Regions from separate parts of the Mus musculus genome. Here region 2 is linked to region 1. The links are chromatin loops, found by intact Hi-C in ENCODE. Cell type or tissue: gastrocnemius. All regions are shown on one strand. Links, peaks and the distances in the headings refer to the core of each region. The heading gives the core; the rest is flanking DNA.

The links. A loop is a pair of places that touch in the nucleus more often than their neighbours do. Peaks named below come from ENCODE experiments on the same cell type or tissue, not always from the same donor. Only the 100,000 strongest peaks of a DNase experiment are listed, where the experiment ranks them.
Region 2: it touches region 1 in a loop (2.2-fold over the local background); 6 of 42 quality-filtered maps call a loop at or near these places.

What each region holds. Positions count from the first base shown.
Region 1 is chr8:120,263,337-120,275,365 of GRCm38, forward strand. It overlaps a transcript of Gse1 not described here. Among named protein-coding and RNA genes, the nearest start is that of A330074K22Rik, 41 kb to the left of the region's middle. In gastrocnemius, for the core only: a CTCF peak has its summit at 7,305; DNase peaks (open chromatin) are centred at 5,294 and 7,331; H3K4me3 peaks cover 892 bases; H3K27ac peaks cover 4,053 bases.
Region 2 is chr8:120,205,620-120,217,648 of GRCm38, forward strand. A330074K22Rik (RIKEN cDNA A330074K22 gene) reads right to left here. Exons shown (of 3, transcript NR_110496.1): 3 at 1-866. Among named protein-coding and RNA genes, the nearest start is that of A330074K22Rik, 17 kb to the right of the region's middle. In gastrocnemius, for the core only: a CTCF peak has its summit at 5,859; DNase peaks (open chromatin) are centred at 8,538 and 9,977; H3K27ac peaks cover 4,331 bases.

The sequences.
Region 1 (12,029 bases), core at 2,479-10,478:
CTGGCTTATTGGTGGGAGTGAGGTTCATTACGATGACATGGATCCTTCAGCATTGGAGGTGACCCTGGGCACACCTCTCCAGAGGCATCTCAGGGCTTTTTCTGTGTTTAATGAGTGTCCTTTCCATGGCTGCTAACACTCTGAGAGGGGTGGAGAGGCCGGTGAGGCGTACAGATTCAGGAGGGACCATACGCAAGCTCCCAAGTCCCTGGGATGCCTCTGAATGGCTAGTGTGGGAGTCTTTCTTCCCCAGAGTCTCCACCGTGAATCCGAGGCTTGGGGACTGGAGCACAGAGGTCACACCCCAGCTGTGTGTCCCAGGTAGCCCAGCACAGGTGTTCCCTCTTGTTCCTTTGTTGATGCTCCAGTTTTGTGGGCTCACATGGGAGGCAGTGACTCCTCTTCCAAGCTCAGGTTTGTGGTAACGTACGGAGTGCCAGCCTCGGCTCAAGGACACAATGCCGTCTCGGGGAGCCCCTGGGACTGCTTTCTCCGTGCAATGCCCTGCCCTTCTGGGTCCCCCTCCAGCTTCCTGCCCCATCATGGCCAGTGTGCCTTTTGTACATGTCACAACTTCCAGCTCCTGGTAGACACCCTCTGCGTGTTTTTATAACAACCAAACAACCTGTGAAACTCTGTATTCTATGTATTCTCAAGTCCTTTGAGGACTTAAAAAAAAAAATCAATGCAAGCAGCTCAGGCTGGAATGCACGAAGCCCTGGTTCCACCCTCAGCACCCCAGAAACCGGAGGAGCAATAGTTCAAGGTCAGCCGTGGGTGCATAACAAGTTCAAATCCAGCCTGGGCTACGTGAGACCATTATCTTTAAAAGAAAAAAAATTTTTTTTTTTGAAGCTTTGGCTAAGTTGAAAATAATTTGGGTAGATTTGGGCTCAGATGGGCTCACAGCATCAGATTGCTGTCCTTGACCCCACTGTCCAGCCACCTGTGAGCACCTTACTCTTTCTTATTCTGAACCCCTCTGGAGCTGGCATGCACGAACTCATGGCCCCTGCTCCCATCTCTAATGACTCTATGTCTCCTAACGGTTTATGGTCTGTGAATAGTCCTTACACTTCCCATGTTAGCTCACCAGACCCCGCTCCTGTGGCTCTGTCTTTCCCTCGGGCATTTTATCCCTAGGTTCCTGCCTTTGCAGGACATGGGCAGTGTCCGTGCTTGTACCCACTTTACAGATGACTTGCCTAAGGCTCAGAGTTGCATTTCTTAGTTTCTGTTCTGGTTTCTTGACCCCATGGGTAACGTGAACTTTAAGGGAGGGGCAGGTATCAATATTTTCCAGGATGGCCCAGCCTGGGGGAGGAACTACATTAAGATATTTCAGGTGTACCCTCCACTGTTTTGTCCCCACCCCAGCAGGCTGCAGCTGTCCCACCTGGTGTCCCGTGTCATCACAGCTGGTGTGGAATGCTCCTGCCCTGAACCCTCCAAGTACCCTCTGTCCACCAAACAAGGGAGGGGAATCCCCTGCCACCGCCACCAACCAGAAACCGCAGTGGCGGAGCCGCTCTGGTCCCCTCAGCCGTGGGTGGTTGTAAAAATAGTGCTGGGTTTCAGTTGGAGCCACGGGGCTGGCGGGGGGTCGGTGTCCCCTCCTGGAGGAATCACCCGCCACATGTTGCCAGGAGCTTTGGCTGGGAGAGGCAAGCGCAGCTCCAGGCCGGCGAGCGGGCGGCCGCGCAGATGGAAACCCGATCAGCGCGGCGCACAGACTGTTTGATTTATTTTAAAATCAAGCAGATGGCAGTGGTGGGGTTTGTTTAAGTTCAGCTCAGAACCGGGCCCTCGGCCAGGAGCCTCAGGCAGCTGAGCCAAAAATTTTTCAATGACTTTGGTCGGCAACCCACCTCTTCCCTCCCTGTATGAACTTCAGCCCTGCCACACACAGGGAGGCCTTCGAGGGCCTTCTCCAGGGTTGGCCCCTTTGTCTCTGTCTTGCTGGGTCTGTCTCCCCCCTCCCTCATTCCCCCCCATTCCCCACCACTCCCCTGCTCACTAACCTCCACTCTCTGCCCCTCCTGGTGTGAGTCTGGGTGTCTGTCTCCATATCCCCCTACTGCTCCCCCCCACCCCTCCCTGTCTCAGGAACTTTCCAGAATCATCCTCCTGTTCCCCACTTTCTCCAGCTTCCTCACACCCTGCCCCCACCCTCCTGCTCCCCCAGAGGCCCCTCCCCCCACCCAGCAAGGCTCATGGGAGAACAGCCAAGCCTTTGTGGCATTTGGGCCCGTCCCCTCTCTGAGACGCCTGTGGCTGGGAAAACCAGGCCCCCAGCTATAAAATCCTGGAGCCAGCCTCTGGGTCAAGTGGCCTGGCCCGCCCAAAGGCAGGGAGGCCAGGGAAGTGGCCTTCTGGTCACAGGTCACCCTCTGCAGCTGTCCTCCTTGGCTGGGGGCGGGGTGGCCTGTGTTATGGGAGGAACCCACTGTGCAGCTGGCTCACTGGGGAGGTCAGCTGCTCCAGAAAGACACACACACACTCACTCTTTCATGCACACACACAGTCTTTCATACTCACACACATACACTCACATATACATACTCACAAACACATATACACTCACATACACACATACTCACATACACACTCACTCTTTCACACACACACACACTCTTTCATACACACACACACATACACTCACATACACACACTCACAAACACACATATACACTCACATACACATATACACATACACACATATATACTCACATACACACACATATACACTCACATACATATATACTCACATATACATATACACTCACATACATATACACATTCATACATACCCACATACACATACATACTCACATACACACACATATACACACACATACTCACATACATACACATACACCCTTCATATGCCTGCACTACTCACCTCCACACACACCAGACCTGCTTCTCACGCACACCTCCATTCTCCACTTGCACACACCAACATGCATGCACATACACCTCTCACATGTAAAGCCAGGGATTTCCAGCTCACAAAGAGACATGTGTCTCGTACACATACATCGTGAACATGGTAAGCCATGGCACCCCCTTTCCTCTTTCCCAGGATGAGCCAGGCAATGGCTCTCAAGCCCAGTGCCTCTGTCTGCCCAGCTCGGCTCTCAAGCCCAAGCAGCACTCGCTTACAGTCCAGGGAGGCCAGCCTTGGTTTGCCTTACTGTCTCTTTTGCCACAGTTCCTAAATACGATGAGGTTATCAATAGCAGCTGTCTCTTTACCCCAGCTCCCCAGGCAAGGTGGGATACTACATGGAATTCCCCCAGCACAGTCTCGACTTGGGCAGGAGGCCAGAGCCTCATCAGGTCCTCTTGGAGCTGGGTATCTTTCTGCCTCTGGGTGGAGAGGCTGGAAACAGAGTTTCCAACTCAGCCACCTTCCCACAGCTTCACCGTGGACGAGCCGGGCCAGCCTGGGGAGGGTAGGAGAGGGACGCATAGACCACCCTGGTTCATGGCTGCTCACAGTCTACAGAGGTCTGGGCTGTATCCGCATTTCTTGTTCCTGCTCTTAGGTCACATCATGGTGACAGGGAAGATCCTCTGGTGCCATGGCCTCTTTGTTCTCTGGCATCCAAGTGACAGCATTCTCATGCTCTTGGGACTGTACCCTGCCGCTTACTACACGGACCCTGCCCTGCTCCGGGGCCTCAGGGTTACATCTGTGAAAGAAGCTTGGTGCCCTGGAGGGTATTTGGGGACCCTGGGCTGAGTGTGGCCAGGAGGAAGCATACCCCCACACACACACCCAGGCCCCCCAAGCAATCCCGATGGTTTCACAGCCTCTGAAGATTTTCACGAGAGCCCCTCCAGGGTGCTTATGTGTGATTCCCACCTGACACCCATGCTGGCATCTGCTGGGGCTCAGTTTGAAAACTACAGGCAGTTTCTGTGCCTTTACATGAGCGAGACCCGAAAAGCAGGAAACACGGCCCAATTAAATGTGTGTCCCACGAGGGTCCAGCTCCCTGGGTTGGGACTTGCCTGCTTGTTTATTTCCTTTTTCCACTCTCCGTCCCCCACGGTTTGCCTGGTGGTCCCTGGAGCCTCCCCCACCACAGGTCCCCCCAATCCCATGCATTCACCACCTGGTCCCTCCTCCTCACTGCTTGGTCCCGGAGGGCAGAACTGAGTGTGTGCATTCAAAGCACGTGTGTGTGTGTGTGTGTGTGTGTATGTGTGTGTGTGTGTGTGTGTGTGTATGTTGTGCACATGCGTGTGTGAGTGTATGTGTATGCATGCATACATATATGTGTGTGTGTGTGCAAGAGTGTGTATGCACATGAGTACATGTGTGCATGCGTATGTGTGAGAGAGAGAGAGTGTGTGTGTGTGCATGCATGCAGTTTTTGTACTTTTCAGGAGCTTTTGCTGGTCTTTGCTTATTTTTTTCCTGGTTATTATGCCGAAAGCAGTTCTTGCCTCAGAGTATGGTGGGCAAGAGCCACATGCTGCCCTCTGAGAAGAGGCAGGCCAGCCCAGCACCTCTGTCACCCACCGTGTTACCCTTGGGCTCCAGACCTTGATGGTACCAAATGGAGCCATCACTACCTTTAAAGACACTTACTGCTTTTAAAACAACAACAAAAAACAAAACACACACACACACACACACACTTAACAATGGTAGAGATTGAACCCAGGGCCCTGTGTGTGCTGGGCAAACCCTACACAATTCATTTACATCCCAGCCCTTGGCATTTCAGATGAGGCCTCATTCTGTATCCCAGGCGGACTGGAATGTGCCCTGGTCTCCTGAGATCTGGGCTTATGCTCATCGCATGTACCACCACATTCAACTTCCGCTTGCCCCTCTTGTAGTCTGCTGTAGCCTGGGCTGTCCTTGAACTTCTACTTCTTCTGCTTCCATCTCCTGAGTGCTGGGTGTGGCAGGCACCACCACACTGAGTTGATACAGTGCAGGGGATGCAGCCCAGGGCTTCACATGTTAGGAAAGCTCTCTGCCCACTGATCTTCAGGGTCAGTCCTCAGACCCTAGTCGGAGTTGTGGTAAAACCAACAGGGCGTGTATCCTATCTAGCGACATTCCACAGCCCACTCCACGCGGCATGCAGGTTCCCTCTGCTCTATTCCAGAACGTTCTCACACCTCAAAAGGATGTCCTTTGCCCACTACCATCCCGGTTCCCAGGATATTTGGGACGGATGCACAGTCTCCCTAGCCAATGTGGCATATGGCATGTCTCTGAGGCCTCGGAGAAGGAAGTACTGTGGGGTTCCTGGGGGAGGGCCGCGTTCCAGATGCCTGGGATGACTGAGGCGGACATGGTGGGTGTGGAGGGGTTGGGAAGGCAGGAGAGGAAGTGGGGAGCACACGGGAGGCTTCCGGGAGCCAGACTCATTTAAACACCCGTGGTCTGCTTGGCAGCTGAGTGCTTTTTCTATTTGGGCTCTGCTTGAGGCTCCGCGTGTTGGCCGCGTGTACTCCCGTTGGAGTCACAGCTTCACTCGGTTCGTTTGCACCCCGGCTCCCTGGTTTCCTGTATGCTGAGCCTGGAGCAGAATCTAGGGCTGCGCGGGCGCGTGGGTGCCTTCCCTTCATTCATACTGAAGTGGGTCCCTGGGTACCTACTGTTTGCTAGGTTCTGTTCTGAAGGAGCGCCCTCGCACCCTCCCCCCAATGATGCCTAGTGGATTTCTCTCTTCCTCTTTGCCAGCCATGCTGATCCCGCGGCTAAGGCAGAGATCCTGCCCTTTAAGATGCATCCACCGAGGCTACCGCTGTATTACAGATATCCCTGTTTGGATAGTAGACTCTGGTCCTCTCAGATTTTCTGAGGTGGAGCTTGAGAATCAGGGAGGCCCTGCTGAGGTTCTCTGAGGTTGGGTTAGCCAGGCTGAGTGGGTAGCTGGTTGGTCCCACATGGCTGGCGGCAGGAAGACTCCTGCTCTTGTCACAGGGTCTCCTGTGGGGCTTCGAAGGGGCTCCCTCCTCTGGCAGCTGCTTCCTGGTGCTGTTGAGACACACGATGTATCTCTCCTGTGATCATTGTATCAGAGCGTGACACAGAAGTCACACTGTGTCATGGTCTAGTCCCTCACAACCAGCATTCTGTCACCAGAGAGCAAAGTCAATGGAAAAAGACTTCAGGGTACACTCTCCACAGCTTCCCTGCCTCACGCCCCCACCCCCCCACCCCCAGACACCTTCCTCCTAGTTGACTATTGGCACTATAATTTATCTGAGCTCAGAAAGTAATTGATTTCACTAAAGTTAAGGGAAAGCAAAGGCTGAGTGGAGCCACCATCGTGTGGTAGAGCCGCTGGCAGCCCATCGCTGCAGCTGAGAGGCTAAAGTGGGGTAGGAACCCTGGGTCTGCCCCCACTCCCCTGTGGTTGGGCGGCCTCCAGCGAGCATCTCACCCCTCTGGATCCCAGGTTCCCTCTGGTAACAGAGAAGTCGTAGCTGATCCTGGCTGTGGTAAAACTCAGAGGGAACAGGGCATGGCATGTGGTCAGAGTAGATGGTCCCCCGTGTGGGTCACACCATACCACCTGTGGCAGTGTCTTACCCCACACACTCTCACTGGGGAAGCAGTAAGAGGAGTTCTTTGACAGGAGCCATCATCTGCCAAAAAAGCCTGAGGTCATCTGGAAAGGAATGAACAAGGCAGGAAGCGCTAAGTACCACCTAAAGCTAGCCTGGCCAACCACCCGGCGAGCCACCATTGCCTTTCGTCTATATCCACACGACAACCTGTCCGCCTATGCAGCTACTTATATCCATCCATCCATCTAACCCCACCCACTCACCGGTCCATCTGTCCATCATCCATCCATTCATATATCCATCTCTCCATCTTCCTACCCATTCATCCATCCATCTGTCCATCCATCCATCCACTCTCCCACACCCATTCCTGCATCCGACTACCTGTTTATCCACCTGTCCATCATCCATGGGTGTTGACACCCAGGTGAGTGGGGAGAAGAGACCCCACTGGCTGAGCACTGGGAGAGGAGGAGGCAGATACTGCTGACACAGCGTGCAAAGCTTCTGTTCAGAAAATTATGCTAGAGATGGAGACTGCTTCTGCCTCAGTTTCCCCATGGACGGGCATCGAGCCTTGTTAGAGGACAGTATGGAAAGAGTTAAACTGCCTGAGGCAGGACCTGGGCCTGTGCCACACCACAGGGCAACTGTGTTCGCCTTGGTATTAGAGGCTGCCAGCTGGGACCGGCTCCACGTGCCCTGGGGGCTGGAGAGGCCTCCCTTTCCCACCCAAGAGAAAGCCACCAGCCGGGGAGCCAGTGAGTGAGCAGGGCTGTGAGCGTTCACCCGTGGCTGCCCACACGGTGGTGTGGCCCTAGGGCTGCGTCATGGGCTCCTGCCGGCCAGCCAGCAGCAGACTAGAGCCAGCAGCGGCCTTGGCATGGCTCACGGAATCGAATCAGCACAGATCTGCTGTTGCCAAGGCTGGGAGCAGGCTCACTGCTCCTGTTCAGCTCCTGCAGCCTGGACCCAGGGTCCCACCCTACCCCCAGCCTCTCCAGGGGTTCCCTCCTCTTTCAGACCCCACCCCCTCTGACTGCTGGCAAGCACTATACCTGGTATATGCCAAGTGCTGTGCTAAGTGCATCTATGTCTACTAAATTATTTAACCCTCATAAATACTATTCATGCTTTGTAGAGAAGGAAACTAAGGCACAGAGAGGTTAAGTAACCTGCCGAAGAGTGCACAGTGAGTGGTCGGTAAAACTGGGATGAAAGTCTGGCTAAGGGCAGAATCTCTGCTTTTTATTAGTGTGCATGCATGCGTGCGTGTGCAGAGGACAGTGGTCAACACTGGGTGTCTTCCTCTTTTCTTTTCTTTTCTTTGAGACCTGGTTTCTCGCTAAACCTGCAGCTTCCTGGTTCAGCTGGCCGTCTGAACATGGCTGTGCTTAATGGCAGACATTTTACTGAGTGAGCCGTCTTTCCAAGCCTCCAGAGTCCCTGCTTTCACCCATAACACAGGACTACCTCTCCGTACCAGTGTTCTTCAGGAGTGTGAGGTACCATCGGAGCTGTTGATGTAATATCAAATGACCTCCTCCAAAACCTAAGAAAATCTAAACGCGAGTTTCCCGTCTTTTCTCGTGGTTGTGAGATAGCTACCACAGTTCTACCATCACATTCTCGCACAATAGCACCGTGGGTGGCAAGGAACCTAGGGCTCCCTTGCTCTTTTATCTTTGTGGAGAGAAAATCTAAGAAGGTTATAACAGCCATAGGTCCTATCATCCAGGGCTGGACCACAGTCTGTGTGTGATTGTAGGGTTTCTGGGGATGTGTGCATATGACATTTTTGGGCTCTGTGGGGACCAGGCTGATGGAAATGGCTGCTCAGTGGGAGTCTGGAGCGCCCGTCCTGTCTCTAATCACACAGCAGGCCTGTTTATAGGTGATGGATTCTTTTTATATAGGGGGAGAGTGATGCTTGCTGAGGGGCGTCTGCCCAGCTTCTCTCACTCCACACCGACAGACTGAACTACTGGATTTTGCCTTTGAGAACTGCAGGGTCAGACTCTGGAGGTCACCTCTGTGTGTTTGCAACAGGCTCAGAGCTGAGTGTCTAGAAGGTTCTAGATCGGTATCATCTCATAGTATATTGGAAGGGCTTTTTACCCACTGCATACTCTTTCTGGAAGGGACACAAACCCAACTCCTCCTTATTTCAGCCAAGTAGGTCTGTTGAGTCCCATCCTGTCAGAGATGACCACCAGCAAGAGGGGGTTGATTTCTAGTGATCCTAGGCCCTAGGGAGAGATTCCTAACCACTGCCCTGAGCAGACGCTAATCAGCTGGCCTGGGACACATGGCTGTGCTTGTAAAGGAGACAAGAGCATGCTGGTTGACAGCCCCAGGGGCAGGGAGCGTTAAGAGCTGGTTAGAGGAGAGAGAGAGAGAGAGAGAGAGAGAGAGAGAGAGAGAGAGCCGGGCGTGGTGGCGCACGCTTTTAGTCCCAGCACTCGGGAGGCAGAGGCAGGTGGATTTCTTGAGTTCGAGGCCAGCCTGGTCTACAAAGTGAGCTCCAGGACAGCCAGGGCTATACAGAGAAACCCTGTCTCAAAAAACCAAAAAAAAAAAAGAGAGAGAGAGAGAGATACCTTCTGACTAAGGATGAGTGTGTAGTGGATGGATAGATTGGTGGATGGATGAACAAATGGACAGATGAATGGAGTGATGGGTGAATGGATGGATGGTGGATGGGTGGATGGATGGATGGGTAGAGTGAGTAGATAGATAAAAGAGTGGTGTCTTAGTTTCTTTTCTATTGCCATAAAAAAATACTATGACCAATGCAACTTAAAAAAGAGCAAATGAATGAGGGGTGAATGAGTGAATTTGGGGGCTCACAGTTCCAGAGGGCTAGAGTCCATGACCATCATGGAGGGTCACATGGCAGAAGGCAAGGAGATCAGGGAGGCATGTCATTGAAGCAGAAGCTAAGAGCTTACATCTGGTCCATATGCAGGAGGCAGAGAGAGGGTGGGGCAAGGGAGAGAGGGAGAGAGAGAGAGAGAAAGAGAGAGAAAGAGAGAGAGAGTTAATGATATGAGCTTTTGAAACTTTAAGGTTGCCCCCAGTCACACACCTTCCCCAACAAGACCATACCTTCTAACCCTTCCCAAACAGTTCCACCACTGGGAGACCAAGCATTCAAGTGTATGAACCTATGGGGCCATTATCATTCAGACCACCAAAGATGGGTAGGTGGGTGGGCGTGTGGATAGGTTATTCATGGTGGGATAGCTCGTTGTGTGTGTCCCTCCCTCCTGCTTTTCTGGGCTCTCCCGGTACCTCCTCTAACAAGCTGTGCAGCCTGCCTCAGTTCAAACTTTGTTTAACCCCTTCAAGTCCTCACCTCACATCATCTGTGCCCCCTCCTCAAGTTAGAACAAACCCGTTAGGACCCTTTGTGTCATACATGCCATTCCCCACCAGCAAATGGGGAATCTTAATATGGTTGACATGGAAAGCTGGCAAGACCAGTGGAAAGCCACCCCTCGGGGCACACCTGGTGCTGAGCACCCCCTGCCCTGGTCTGGACTGACCTGTGGTGGCTTTGAGGTGGTGGACATAATAAAGACATTCATCAGTTGCTTCTGGCAGTGGGGCAGGGCAGGTTTGGCCTTAGGATGCCCCCTAGGTGGCAGCTTCACAAGGCTGGGGGCATCTTCTGTACATGGGAGCTGCTTCTGAGCCCCAAAGAACACCAAAGAAGCCTTCCGTGGCCAAACGTTCTGTCTTTGCCACCAGTGTCCTTGGCGCTCAGTCAACCATGTGGAACACAGATACAGACCAGCCAGGAAGACTGGTCCCCTCTGACGGAGGGAGACTCCATAGCTGACAGGCTGACAGGTACTCCTTGGGCCTTGTCCTGTAGGCTGCTCCTTTGCTACATGGCTTGAGGGCTGGAGAGAGCCATTGCCCACCTGTTGGCATTCTCCTTCTGAGGTTCGGGGGAGTGAGGTCCGCCCACAGGGTACCCCTGACCTTGCAAAGGCCACACCGTAGGAGGTCCACTGCTAGGCTGCTAGTTCCAGTCCTTGGGCAGATCACTTTCTGTGGGGGCAACCAGCTGCAGAAGGTCCCATACCACACATGACTCCCCTTCAGGATCTGGGCTGTGTTGGGATTCTTTTGGCTAAGTGAATGAATGAATGAGGGGAATGAATGAATGAGTAAAGAGAGACTAGTTCAGCATGTCCTTGGGGTCAAGTGGTTGGGTCTGGGAGGATCCACAGGGCAGGTATGTCTGAGCTTCTACCTGTGTGGCCTGGGTGAGAATGTGGCAGGCAGGGTTAGGGATGTGACCTTTTGTTGGGGTCCCTGGTGGGCCTAGCCTTGCAGGATCAAGGCAAGGCGCCCGCCACTCCTGTGGGCTGTTATTCATTTAATCTCCCATTTTTACTGAGTCTCTTCACACAGCCAGAGCTTCCCATAGAGACTGGGGATTGGGCAGGCCTGGAGCTGACAGACTTACGGGCACATCAAGAGATGGTGCCCCATTGCCAGGCACACCTCAGATGAAGGTTCTGGAAATGGTCAGACAAATCCTCTCACAGAAGGCTAGCTCCTGGGTGTGCTGAGTGGTACCGTGTGTGCATGGCAAGCCTGTAGGCCAAGCAGCATGTATGTGTTCCTAAGTATGGGGGGGAGGGGTCTGCGTATGTGTGTGAGGCATGGATTCCTGCCTAGTGGTGGCGTGCTCTGGTAGGGGGTCATGTGTGAGAGGGGTGTGCATGTATATAGGAGGTTATGCCTGTGTGTGGTGTATATCCATGCTTGTGGGGGAAATATGTATTCATGCTTACATGTGGGTATATATATATATTCATGCTTGTGTGGGGGTATATATTAGTTCATTTGTGGGGGTGTTTGTCTGTGTGTAGGGGTATGAGTAGGGAGTGTGTGTGTGTTGGGGTGCCTGTGTGTGGAGATGTGTTTCTGTGGGTAAGTGTGCATGTGTGTGCCTGTGCGGGTGTGTGTCTGTAGGCATCTGCATGTGTGGGGTACACGTGCCTTATGTCATGTGTGCACACATGTCAGATGCATATTTGTGCATGTGCCTGTGGCTGTATGTTTCTGTGGAGGGGTTCTTATGTGGAATATATTGTGGGGTTTGTGCATGTGTGTGAGGTGTGGTTGTGGGGGGTGCGTGTGTGTGGGATGTGGTTGCAGGAATGTGTGTGCCTCTGTGGGGTGTTGTAGGGGTGTGTGCATGTGGGGGGTGTGGTTGTAGGGGAATATGTCTGTGGAGGGTGTGGTTGTAGGGGTGTGTGTCTGTGGGGAGTGCATGTGGGAGGTGTCCATGTGGTGGTGGCAATGACTCTTGTGGTCTGGGATAGAAGTGGTGGGAGCAGACAGACTGACAGGGACTTGGGATAATGAATGGCCTTGGAAAGAGGCCCACCTGCATCAGACACTCCTGGCAGGTTCTGTACTTGGCGTCTGCCTGGCTCCTGGCAGAGGAGGCCAGGTGAAGGG
Region 2 (12,029 bases), core at 2,454-10,453, 58 kb before region 1:
TTACTGTTCTTTGAGTCAGGTTCTGTACTGGAAAGTTGGAAGGCCCAGGGATTCCCTCAGCTGGAAAAGGTCTCTCAGCTGGCCAGGTGGGACTGAGCTAGAAGTCAGAGTGCCTTTACCCAGCTGTCTTTGAGTGCCCAATTGGTGGCTATCCCTGGGAAATAGCATAGGAGAACAGCTGTACTCACAAAGATACTGGAAAAAGAAGGGAGAGTCCCAAGATGGCGTGGCTGCTTCTGGGTATACGGTGGGATTCTGGTGAGGGGGATCAGAGTGCCTCTCACCGGTGTCAGGTGGTGATGTCAGGTCATGATGAAGCACGGGGCTGAGTGGGTGGCTGGGGCAGAGCTCTGCAGGGATAGGGGACAAGGACAGGCTGGTGTGAAGTGCACTGCACGGTGCTTTAGCTGGCCTTGGGCTCCTTCTTCACCACAGGGGCTGGGTACAGCAAAGACGCCTGAATGGAGCTTCCGGCCTTTGAGGAAACTGCAGTCTGACTGGAGGCGAGGCGTGCAAGTGTGGTGAGGCTCCGCAGAGATGGTGACTACCCAAGAGGCTGACTCACTGGGCTGGGGGCGGCCAAGTCCTCCTTCAGGACTCAGTGCTGGGGCTGAGTAGGGCCATACTGAGCCAACCCGGGGGGTGGAAGAGTTGGGACTCTGTACAGCAGTAGGGCCAGGCCACTGCAAGGCATCAAATGAGTTTCCTGGTGTCACTGTAACAGTGGAGTCCGTGCTAGACATGGTGGTTTACATTTGTTAAGTCAGGAAGCTGAAGGAAGAGTCCTGTCGTGAGTTCAAGGCCAGCATGGGTTACACAGCGAGTTGCAGGCCAGTAAGCCAGTCTGGAACACGTAGAGAGGGATCCTGTCTCGGGAGAAGGACAACAGAGAAAAGTGAGAGGCTTCAAGCATCTTGCATTTATTTATTTATTTATTTATTTGATTTATTTATTATTATAATCTAAGTATACTGGTCTTCAGGCACACCAGAAGAGGGCATCAGATCTCATTACGGCTGTGAGCCACCATGTGGTTGCTGTGAATTGAACTCAGGACCTCTGGAAGAGCAGTCGGTGCTCTTAACTACTGAGCCATCTCTCCAGCCTGCATCTTGCATTTATTCTATCAGGTGTGGAGATCAGAAGTCTGGTGTGCAAGGCCGAGTGGTAGGGTATTTGCCTGTTGTGCATGGGGTCTTAGGTTCGATGCCCAGCACCACAGGAGAAGGAAGAGGAGGAAGAAGAGATGGAGGAGTAAGAGGGGGAGGGAGAAGAGACAGGAGGAGGGAGAAGTTATATACGGGCTGTACAGGGTCACATTCTAGGGTTGAGCTGGATCCTGCTGGAGTTCTGGGAAGCAGCCTGGTTCTTTACTGTTCCCAGCTTCTGACCTAGTGACATCCTTGGCCGTGGTTCCTGCCTCCATACCAGTAGTGCCTGCAGGCCACGAGTGGGTCTGGATCTGGTGTGTCCACCTTCCCATCTGGGGGATATTGGCTTTGGAGATGCATTTGGTGGTCCCAAGGGACCTGTTCCCCAGTGTAGATAGAAAGTGACCAGGTGGCTGAGATACAGACAAGAGGGAAGCTGGGCATGTGGGAAGGGAGGGTTTTAAGAATCAGGACAGGGAGCGGGGCGGTGGTGACACACGCCTTTAATCCCAGCACTTGGGAGGCAGAGGCAGGCAGATTTCTGAGTTTGAGGCCGGCCTGGTCTACAGAGTGAATTCCAGGACAGCCAGGGCTACACAGAGAAACCCTGTCTCGAAAAACAAAAACAAAAACAAACACAAACACACAAACAAACAAACAAACAAAAAGAATCAGGACAGGGGCTGGTGAGATGGCTCAGTGGTTAAGAGCACTGGCTGCTCTTCCTGAAGTCCTGAGTTCAATTCCCAGCAACTACGTGGTGACTCACAACCATCTATGGGGGGTCTGATGCCCTCTTCAGGCAGGCAGATGTATTTGCAGCAGGGCACTCATACATTAAATAAATACAATTTAAAAGAAATAGAAATCAGGACACATTCAACCCCCGTGATGATTCTTGTCAAACTTGACCGAATTCGGCGTTGCCATAGAGACACACCTCTGAGTCTTTTCCAGACAGGATGGCCCGAAGAGAGAAGATGCGCCTTGAATTGGGCATAGGGGTGGGGAGGGGCATACCATCCTATCAGCCAGGGTCCCAGACTGAGTAAAAAGAAGCAAGCAAGCTGAGCCCCAGCAGTCTCCTCTCTCTGCCTCCTGACACCTATGTGTGACCCCCCCCCACTTCTGCCACCATCCCTTCCTACCATTAGTCCTTCATCCCCAGAAGTCGCTAACCCAGTGCCGGAGGATGAGAGTCCCGGGCCAGGGAAGGCACTGGGCCATGGGTTCGGCGACCAGCAAAGGCAGAGTGGGCAGTCCTCTGGTTTTCTGTGCCTTTCTTACTTCCCCTGCATCCTAGATCCACGTACACCCGCCTTCAGCTCACAGGGGGCGTGGCCTACCCACATGGACCCAGCCAGCCCACGGCCCCACTCTCCCCAGACCCAACCTGGTTTGGCACTGGCGTCCTGGCTCTGTAGCCGGCCTGTGGGTGAGGCTTCACCTAATGACACCGAGGCCCACTCACCTGGCCTCTTGGCTGACCCTGGGCGGGCCCCTGAGCCCCCGCTGGCTTCCTGCTCTGTAAACAGGGCTAGATTAATGGTAAGGAATTGTCAGAGAGTCCCATCGGATGGGACTGTTTGGAAGATGTCTTGAAGATAAGGGCAGGAAGGCAAGCCTTGCCGCCAGCGCACCGCAGTATGTTTTCCTGGCATCATTTTTCACGGGGCCTCAGGAAGCCATAATCATAAAGTTAATTATGCTTGATTAACCCACATCTGCTCAGAGGCTACATTGCCAGGAGTTGTTCTAGGGGTCACGGGAGAGTGGGGGACACACATGACTCCCCAAACCTGAGACTTTCTCACCAGGGACTATGTACCCAGCTTCCTGCCATCTGCCTCACCGCCACTGTCCCCACCAAGAAACCTGCGCTCTGACTATCCTCAGTTTGTGTTCTATATTAATTTTATTTAAAGGGATTTTTTTTGGTTTTTTGTTTGTTTGTTTGTTTGTTTGGTTTTTTTGAGACAGGGTTTCTCTGTGTAGCCCTGGCTGTCCTGGAACTCACTCTGTAGACCAGGCTGGCCTCAAATTCAGAAATCTGCCTGCCTCTGCCTCCCAAGTGCTGGGATTAAAGGTGTGCGTCACTACTGCCTGGATGATATATATATATATATATATATATATATATATATATATATATATATATATATATATATGTATGTATATATATGTAAGTACACCAGACACACCAAAAGAGAGCATCAGATCCCATTACAGATGATTGTAAGCCACCATGTGGTTGCTGGGATTTGAACTCAGGACCTTCGAAAGAGCAATCAGTGCTCTTAACCACTGAGCCATCTTTCCAGCCCCTTAAAGGGTTATTTTCAAGAAATAGGGCCTCACTTGTGGCCCAGCGTAGTCTTGTCCTCCTCCTGGCTTCAACTGAACCATCTGAGGAGCTGAGACTACAACTGTGTACCGTCCCTTTTTAAAAAGTTAGGGGGCTGGAGAGATGGCTCAGCGGTTAAGAGCACTGACTGGCTCTTCCGAAGGTCCCGAATTCAAATCCCAGCAACCACATGGTGGCTCACAACCATCCATAATGAGATCTGATGCCCTCTTCTGGGGTGTCTGAAGACAGCTACAGTGTATTTACATATAATAAATAAATAAATAAATAAATCTTTTTTTAAAAAGTTAGATTTGTGCCAGGCACAGTGGCACAATCACCTTTATCCCCAGCACTGGAGAGGCAGAAGCTAGCGGATCTCTTGAGTTTGAGGCCTGCCTGGTCTAAAGAGCGAATTCTGGGTCAGCCAAGACTACAGTGAAACCCTGTCTCAAAATAAATAAATAAATAAATAAATAAATAAATTACATTTATTTATTTGGGAAGGGCTATGCATGTGGAGGTCAGAGGACATCTTGCAGAAGTCAGTTCTCTCTGACCACTACAGTCCCTGGGATTGAGCTCAGGTGACCCCATTTGGTAGTAAGCACATTTACCTTGCCAGCCCTGTCTCCACTTTTAATAACTATAGAAACTCAATACAAAACTCGCCGCTTCCAGCCAGGCGTGGGAAAAGTAGGGACAGGGACGGGATGGTCAGAAGTCAAGGTCACCCTCAGTTACACTGGGAGTTCCAGGCCAGCTCGGGCTACCTGAGACCCTGATTCAAAACCGCACAGTAAACAGCAAAGCCAATCATAATTGAAGTCCCCTCCCTGCCACCACCGCTAAGCACACGATCCCGGAGCTGTTAGTAAAGTCACAGGGCTGGGTGGCTGCAGGCTGAGTCTCAGCCCAGGGGACTTCCAGGCACCTGAAAGGAGCCAGTCCTTATCAGCAGTGGCTCATCCCTGCCTGTAGACTTACTTCTCCTGGACATTTTACTTAAATGGGTCAGACAGAGCAGGGTCCCCTGGCATCCTGCCTCGAGACCTCATTCCTTTGCATGGCTGAATAACGTTCCCAGTGCATATTGTTAGCCAAGTGTTCATGGGCATTGTGATTGCTTGCCCTTTTTGTAGGGTTTTGCTTTGGCTTTTTTCCAAGACAGGGTCACACCCTGCAGCCCTGGCTGTCCTGGAACTCCCTCTGTAGAGCAGGCTGGCTTCGAACTCACAAAGCCATGTATATCCGCATATTACAGTCCTAAATAGGGCCAGGCTGTCCTGGGATTCTGCTCCCCAGGTAGCTGAGAGTGACCTTAACATCTGCTTCCTCCAGACTTCACCTCCTGAGTGCTAGGATTACAGATTTGGGCCCCCACACCCAGTTACTACAGTTCTGGGTGGAAGCCAGGGCTTCTCACGTGCTAGGAGTGTCTCACCACTGAGCTGCGTCCCAGGTCCTTTTATCTCCGGTGTAGAGAAGTGAAGCAGTTACTTGTTAAGATCTCTCCTGACCCTCAACTCAGTAACTCCACTTTTAGGTATTAACATTCACCCCACAGAAGCAAGAACAGGCCCCAGGGCAGGAATGTCCCCCGAAGCCTTGTTACGACAGCCCCACACTTGGGATTCCCGAGTGCCCCCACCACCCTTCCCTCAACACACCAGAGTCACCACTAGGGTCGGAACACCATTTGTCAAGTTTGGTGGTAAGCACAAAAAAGAAAGACAGGACACAGCAACTTGGGAGAGTTTCAGAAATGATGAAGAGTGACAGAAGCCAGACTTGCTACCGATACTCTGGGTGTGAAGGGCTTTCTAGGAAGCGAGAAGTCCGCAGCAGATGGCCCAGCTGTGGCTGGGGGTGGGGGTGGGGGAGTGGGGTGAGGGTTGGGGGTGGGGTACAGAGAAGATTCAGAGGTGCTGGGGACACAGATAACTCTGACCAAGGTGTGTCTCTGGGTGTCACAGACATTTCAAACGGGCTGGGGCTGCCCAGGCGGGACATGACAACAGGCTGGTACCGGCTTGAGGGCAGGCATAGGGGAGCCGGTGGGCCCACTGTGACTATCTGTGTACAGATCTCAGGGTAAGCATCTGAGTCTCTCTTCTCTGTCCTGCATCATCTCTCTATTCTGTCACTGAGAATCCCTCTCCCTGCGGGTCTATGTGCATCCCTCCGAATGAGCCGTCCTGGTCCCTGTGTGTGCTGCAGGGTGAGTGTCTGTCTCTGCTGGTCTGCCCTCCTGCCTCTGGGTTCCTGACCAGTTTGAGAAAGTAAGCCCCCTCTTGGGCCTCCCTCCAGAGGGCGCCTCCCCCCCCCCAAACACTTTTCTCAGGCACTCTGGCGCCTCGGGTGGCAGGAGACTGTCAGCTCTGAGGTCTGGGAGGGGCAGGCTATTCCTAGGGTAGGACTCTGAGTTCTGTGCCTTCGCCAGGCAGGGCTGGATGTCCAAATGGACTGTTTGGGTGAATCTCAGTATCTTCTTTCACCAGTTACTTCTCAGCCCTGAGTGGGGCCTGGGGGATGGTAGGAACCCCCAACTTCCTCTTGGGCTACAAGGGCTGTCTGGAATTCTCCCACCACCTTCCAGCTGCAGGTCTTGACCTCTGTTTGGAGATAAGGAACCCCCAGCAGCTCGAGGGTGGAGCTTACCCAGCAGACCCAGGAAGACTCAGCCCCAGGACCACACTGGCTACCAAGCCACTAGCTCAGAATAGCTGTGTATTTGCCAAAACCCCTGATGTCTCAGTGGGTCCAAGTGAGGTCTCAGGTCAGCCATAGGGCCACAGCCTAGCTCCCCAGGCCTCCAAATTCAAGGTTACCACCACCACATAGAAGCCAGAGTTTCAACTCCCACAGGAAAGTCACAGTAATGCCCACGCCATCATCCCTTGAAGGTGGACACCTCCTAGAGACCTCTGCTCCTTAGAAAATGGAGAACCTGCCAGCGGCCATGGTAGTACATGCATTTAATCCCAGCACTTGGGAGGCAGAGGCAGGTGGATCTCTATAAGTTCGAGGCTAGTCTGGTCTACATAAGTGAGTACAGGACAGACAGGGCTCTGTTACACAGAGAAACAATGTCTTGGACAAACACACAAACAAAACAAAACAACAGAAACAAAAACCCAAATCTCACAGTTTTCAATTGGCTCAAGAAATGGGCTGGAGAGACCACTCAGCCGTTAAGAACATTGACTGCTCTTCCAGAGGTCCTGAGTTCAATTCCCAGCAACCACACGGTGGGCTCACAACCATCTGTAAGGGGGATCCGATGCCCTCTTCTGGTGGGTCTGAAGACAGTAACAGTGTACTCACATACATTAAATAAATAAATCTTAAAAAAAAAAATCTTTTTGCAAGTGGTCCTCAGAAAACCCCCATGTGTAAACACGAGCTTCCGTGCTTCCTACCAAGGGCGAGCGGCTCTCATCCTGAGTGCTCCACGAAGATGTGCCTCGGGGGATGGGGAAAGTACGTTCTAGCTAGGAGAGGGCTCAGGAGGGCTGGAAGACTGGCCCAAGGGGTCCAGCTTTCACTTTGGATCATCTGGCTTCCCGGGACTCTTTGTCTCAGTGGTGGTGGGGGTCAAAAGTCTCCTCAGCTTCATCCTGCCACCAGGTGCCACATACCAGGGTCCTGGCTGTTGGCAAGGGTGACAGCTGTGCCCTGCCTCAGGGAACAGGCTCTAGCATGTCCCTTTAGGGAGTGGGTGACCAACTGCAGATCCTACTGACCAGGTCCTGGCCTAGGCTTGTCCCGGGTATGCTGTCTGCAACTCAATCACGCAGGCCAGTAACGCTGCCAGTGTGGGCCATTGGGCCACTAAGACGAAAGCGAAAAGGGATGTGCTGAGTTTGAACACAAAGATGCGTTGGGTAGAGTGGTCTCTTTCTCTGAAGCAGCCTTTTAGGGGATCACTGCCATTATTCTCCCCCCCACACACACACCAGAAACCTGGGTCAGAGCCTTGGGGAAAAAAACCTTCCTGGTTGGTGGCAGGGCGGGCCAGTTATGCAGTTCTCTGATTTAGAGGCACTGGGGCCTCAGCAGCTGGCAGGACCCTGAGAGTCAGTGAGTGGCTAAGTTGTGTGGCCCCAGGCAGGTTCCTTCACCTCTGGGGCTCCATCCAGTACTGTGTAAAAGATGGGTGCATCTGTCTAGAGCCTATTCAGTCAAACTCCAGGGTCCCAATGAGGAAAGAGACGGCGTTCAGAGGCTGAGGGTGCAGCTCAGTTGGTAGAGTGCTTACATAGTATACACAAGGCCCTGGGTTTGAGCCCCAGCCCTGCATTAGCCAGGAGTGGGGGTGCACACCTGTAACCCCAGCACTAGGAAAGTGAAGGCAGGAGGGTCAGAGGTTCAAGGCATCCTCAGGTACATAGGGGGTCCGGGCCAGCCTGGGCTGAAAGAGAGAGATGCACAGAAACAGAGAGACAGAGACAGAGAGAGACAGAGGGACACAGAGACAGAGTGTGAGAGACAGAGACACATAGAGAGACAGAGAGTCAGAGGGACACAGAGACAGAGTGTGAGAGACAGAGACATAGAGACACAGAGAGAGAGACAGTGTGAGAGATCAAGTCAGAGAGAGACAGTACAGAAACAGAGAGACAGAGACAGAGAGAGACAGAGGGACACAGAGACAGAGTGTGAGAGACAGAGACACATAGAGACACAGAGAGACAGAGGGACACAGAGACAGAGTGTGAGAGACAGAGACACATAGAGACACAGAGAGACAGAGGGACACAGAGACAGAGTGTGAGAGACAGAGACACACAGTGTGAGAGATGGAGAGATAGAGAGGGAGAGAGGAAGGTCAGGTCCAAACACAGGGACTTTCCAAGGTCTCTGGCCATTTTTAGCTTCCCTCTCTGGGGCAAGTGACCTGCACTCTGTCCTCTGGCCCCACAGCTCAAACCAAGTTCTTTTTCTGTCTCTATGAACTCAGGCCGAGCCCTCAGCCAAGGCTAAACTCAAGAGGGTTGGACACGTGGCTTGGGCCAGGAGCCCAAGCAGATGGCAGGCCACCTGTTGCAGGGGTGGCTGAGAACCAGCAACCGTGCTGTGGCACCACTACTGCCTGCTGTCCCCCACTGTCCCCCGCCTGTCTTTCCGCCTACCCAGAGAGCCTGGTTATTCCCTCTGCCCCAAGCCTCTGGGGTGTCCATAGAAGAGGAGATTCAGGAACAGAAGGTTTTGTCCCCTGAGAATGGGAGCAGCCCCTGAACCTGCCACACCTGCCTGCACAGAGGTCCCCTGCTAGACATTTCGGGATTCCAAGATTCAGTTTGTTTCAAGATGAGGTTTAGATATGTAGCCCACCCTGGCCTGGAGCTCCAGAGCCTCCTGCTTCAACACCCCCCCCCCCCAGGCACCGGGTTACTGGTGTGGGATGTCACACTTGTTTTATAGGTTGTTAAACTGTAACTATTTTATTTATGTATGTATCTATTGTTGTTTGGTGTTTTTGAGACAGGGTCTGTCTATGTAGCCCTGGCTGTCCTGGAGCTCACTACATAGAACAGTCTGGCCTTGAACTCACAGAGTTCCATCTGCCTCTGTCTCCCAAATAGTGGGATTAAAGGCATGCACCACTGCACCTGGTTAAACTATTATTTTAAAACAACAAAACGACCAGTGGGGCTGCACATACCCCTAGTTCAGACTGAAACATTTGATCATTCAGGAACAAACTGTACATGACAGTGTACGCTTATAATCCCAGCACTCTGGATATGAGGCAGAGGGATTGTTGAGAGTTCGAATCCAGGACGGTGAGATTTTTTTTTTTTTTTTTTTTTTTTTGTCTCGTAAAAACCAACAAAAGAAAATCAACCCATATGCAGAAAAAGCACACCCAGCTGGTCTCCAGGGAAGGGGCCTGAGGCCATCGCCAGGAGTTTCTGTGGATTCACAGAATTTTTAAACCTTTTACTGCACAGTGTGTGTGTGTGTATGTGTGTGTGTGTGTGTGTATGTGTGTGTGTGTGTGTGTGTGTGTGTGTGTGTGTATGTATGTATGGTGGGGCGGCGTTAACTGACTTCCTGTCAGAGGTTGGATAAATTTTTCTCCTATGGCATCCTTTCGAGGACATCTTTATGTAGGGCTCCCTGATCTGCAACTCCAGAATCAAAAATGCTTGCATATATATATATATAAACTTTTGGCCACAAAAATCTGCCCCAAGCTGACATGAGGCTATTTATAATGTCTGTTTTCTCCCACTCAGCATTGAGACTCACGTCTCAGCTACAGCAATGTCTATTTGTTTGGTTAAGGGTTGGCCTTAGGTAGTAGCATTTATTTATTTTTTTATGGTGCTCAAATCCACAAATCTGAACTCTAGGCCTATCTGACAGGATTACAGCTACACGGTGGCTTCCTGCTTGGCTGGCCATGCGCAGGGCTTGTCTGCTGGGTTCACTTTGCAGCCTGGTGCCATCTGCAAGTGTCCATGGGGAGGCCGAGGCTCTCATAGCCTCTGTGGAGGAGTGACAGCTGAGGGCTGGGTGTGGCTCCTCCCCTTCTTGTCTCCTGCTGTCCTCTGAGCTCACTGGGATCACTAAAGGCTGTGTTCCTGTGTGGCTGTCTGTTGGCATGTGTTGGGGTGCACAAATAAGTGGGGGGGATGTGTGCTTCTTTATATGGAGGCCAGAAATTGAAGTGAGGTGTCTTTCTGGGTCAGTCCCTACTTCCTTCATGGAAACAGGGCCTGCAACTGAATTCAGAGCTTGCCTGCCCCTTCAGTCCAGCTGGCAGGCTTGTCCCAGGGTCTCGTTTCAACCTTCTAAACTCTGGGATTACAAGTGGCCAGTACGCCCGCCCAGCTTCTCATGTGGGCCCTGGGGATCTGAAAGGCTGAGTTCGCTTGCCAGATTTTTTATTGACTGAGTCACTTCCCCAGACCCCACAGTTCTTTCAGACACATCTCCAAGGTCCTGTCTACTCATGGCAACCACAGCTCTGGCCTCCTCAGCACAGGCCTCCTATGTTCATGTTGGACAGACTCAGACCCCTTCTGGGGTCTGTAAGGCGCTAGACCCTCTCTGCCCAGCCTGGAATCAGGGTAAAGGGGACTGAGGACAATGTTCTAACTGGCTGTCACTGTCTCATGAGCAGCTTGTGCCCCTCGGCAGGTATAGGGCTGTCAGCTTCTCCTTGGTGGTCTCAGAATGGCTCCCAATCAAGTCATTAATCTTGGTCAACACAGCACTGCTCAGACCTGAAGCCACGCTCCCGTGACAACCTGGCACACAAGTCACGGAACACAGCGGGCATTCCCAGGAGCCTCTCCTCCAGAGAGCATTTAGCTTTTGTCTAAATTCAGCCTGCCTATCTTTCCTGCTAGACTTTTCTGTTTCATTCATATATATATATACATATATATATATATAATTTTAAGATAGGGTTTCATTCATATATATATAAAATTTTAAGATAGGGTTTCCTGTAGCCCAAGTTGGCCTTAAATTTGCTACGTGGCTGCACATGAGCTTGAACTCCTCTGATTCTTTGGTCTCTACTTTCCAAGTACAGGAATCACAGGCGTGGGCCACCAAAATCAGCTACCACCACACATTTTTCAGTTAGGTATCTTCTTCCATCTACCCACCCACCTGTCTGCTCACCCACCTACTCACCTGCCAATCCATCCATCCTCGCTTCCACCCATCCACCCATCCATCCAGACCCTCCCTCCGGATCCCTGAAGTTTTTCTAAGCAGCCCCTTCCAGGAGCTGGTGAGACTTGGGAAGTTTCCCTGATCAGGAGCTGGGCTGTAAGCTCCTCCCATGTCTCATTTGCATGTAAGCGTCCTCATTTGCATACACACTAGCCCGGCTGCCTAGCTCAGTCCAAGCCCCAGCAGCAGGCTCTCTCCTGTGCACTAGACCGACAGTGTTGAGCAAAAACAGATGCTGGCAGCTCACTCCGTGGAATTTGTCAGTTTGGAGGAGACAGATGTGAATCAAGTAACCACACTCTTGAAACCATAATCACAAACAGCCCAGCCAGGCCTCAGCCAGCCAGGAGGCTCCCGGGAGGTGGGGACACTCCCCAGAAACCAAAGGTCTACAAGGGCACTTATCAGGAAAGGGCATCCAAGCAGGGTGTTGTAAGACCCTGCTGAAGTTGGGGTCTTCAAGAGAAGAGGCCAGGAAGTGGGTGACTCAGCTGAAGTAGTAAGATGAGGTCAGCAGGCCCAGTGACATAGTTGCTGGTAGGAGCTGAAGAAAAGCTAGGACCAGGACATTGCCCATGGAACAGGGAGTTGGTGAGGGGACACATCAAGCCAGGACTTCAAGTCCCTCCAGTCCTTTCCATTGACAGCAAAGGGGCTGGGGGAGGGGGGGTTGCGGGGGTGGGGGTGGGGGGCGGAGTCAGAGGCAAGGGAGTCTGGGAAATAGAGTTTACTGCGGAGGGGCAGTGAGGGATGACAGGCACAGTGAGGGAGGTGCAAAGACAGAGGTGTGGTATGCATGGCGCCTCTTGAACAGGGTACAAGGAATCTGAGTCTCC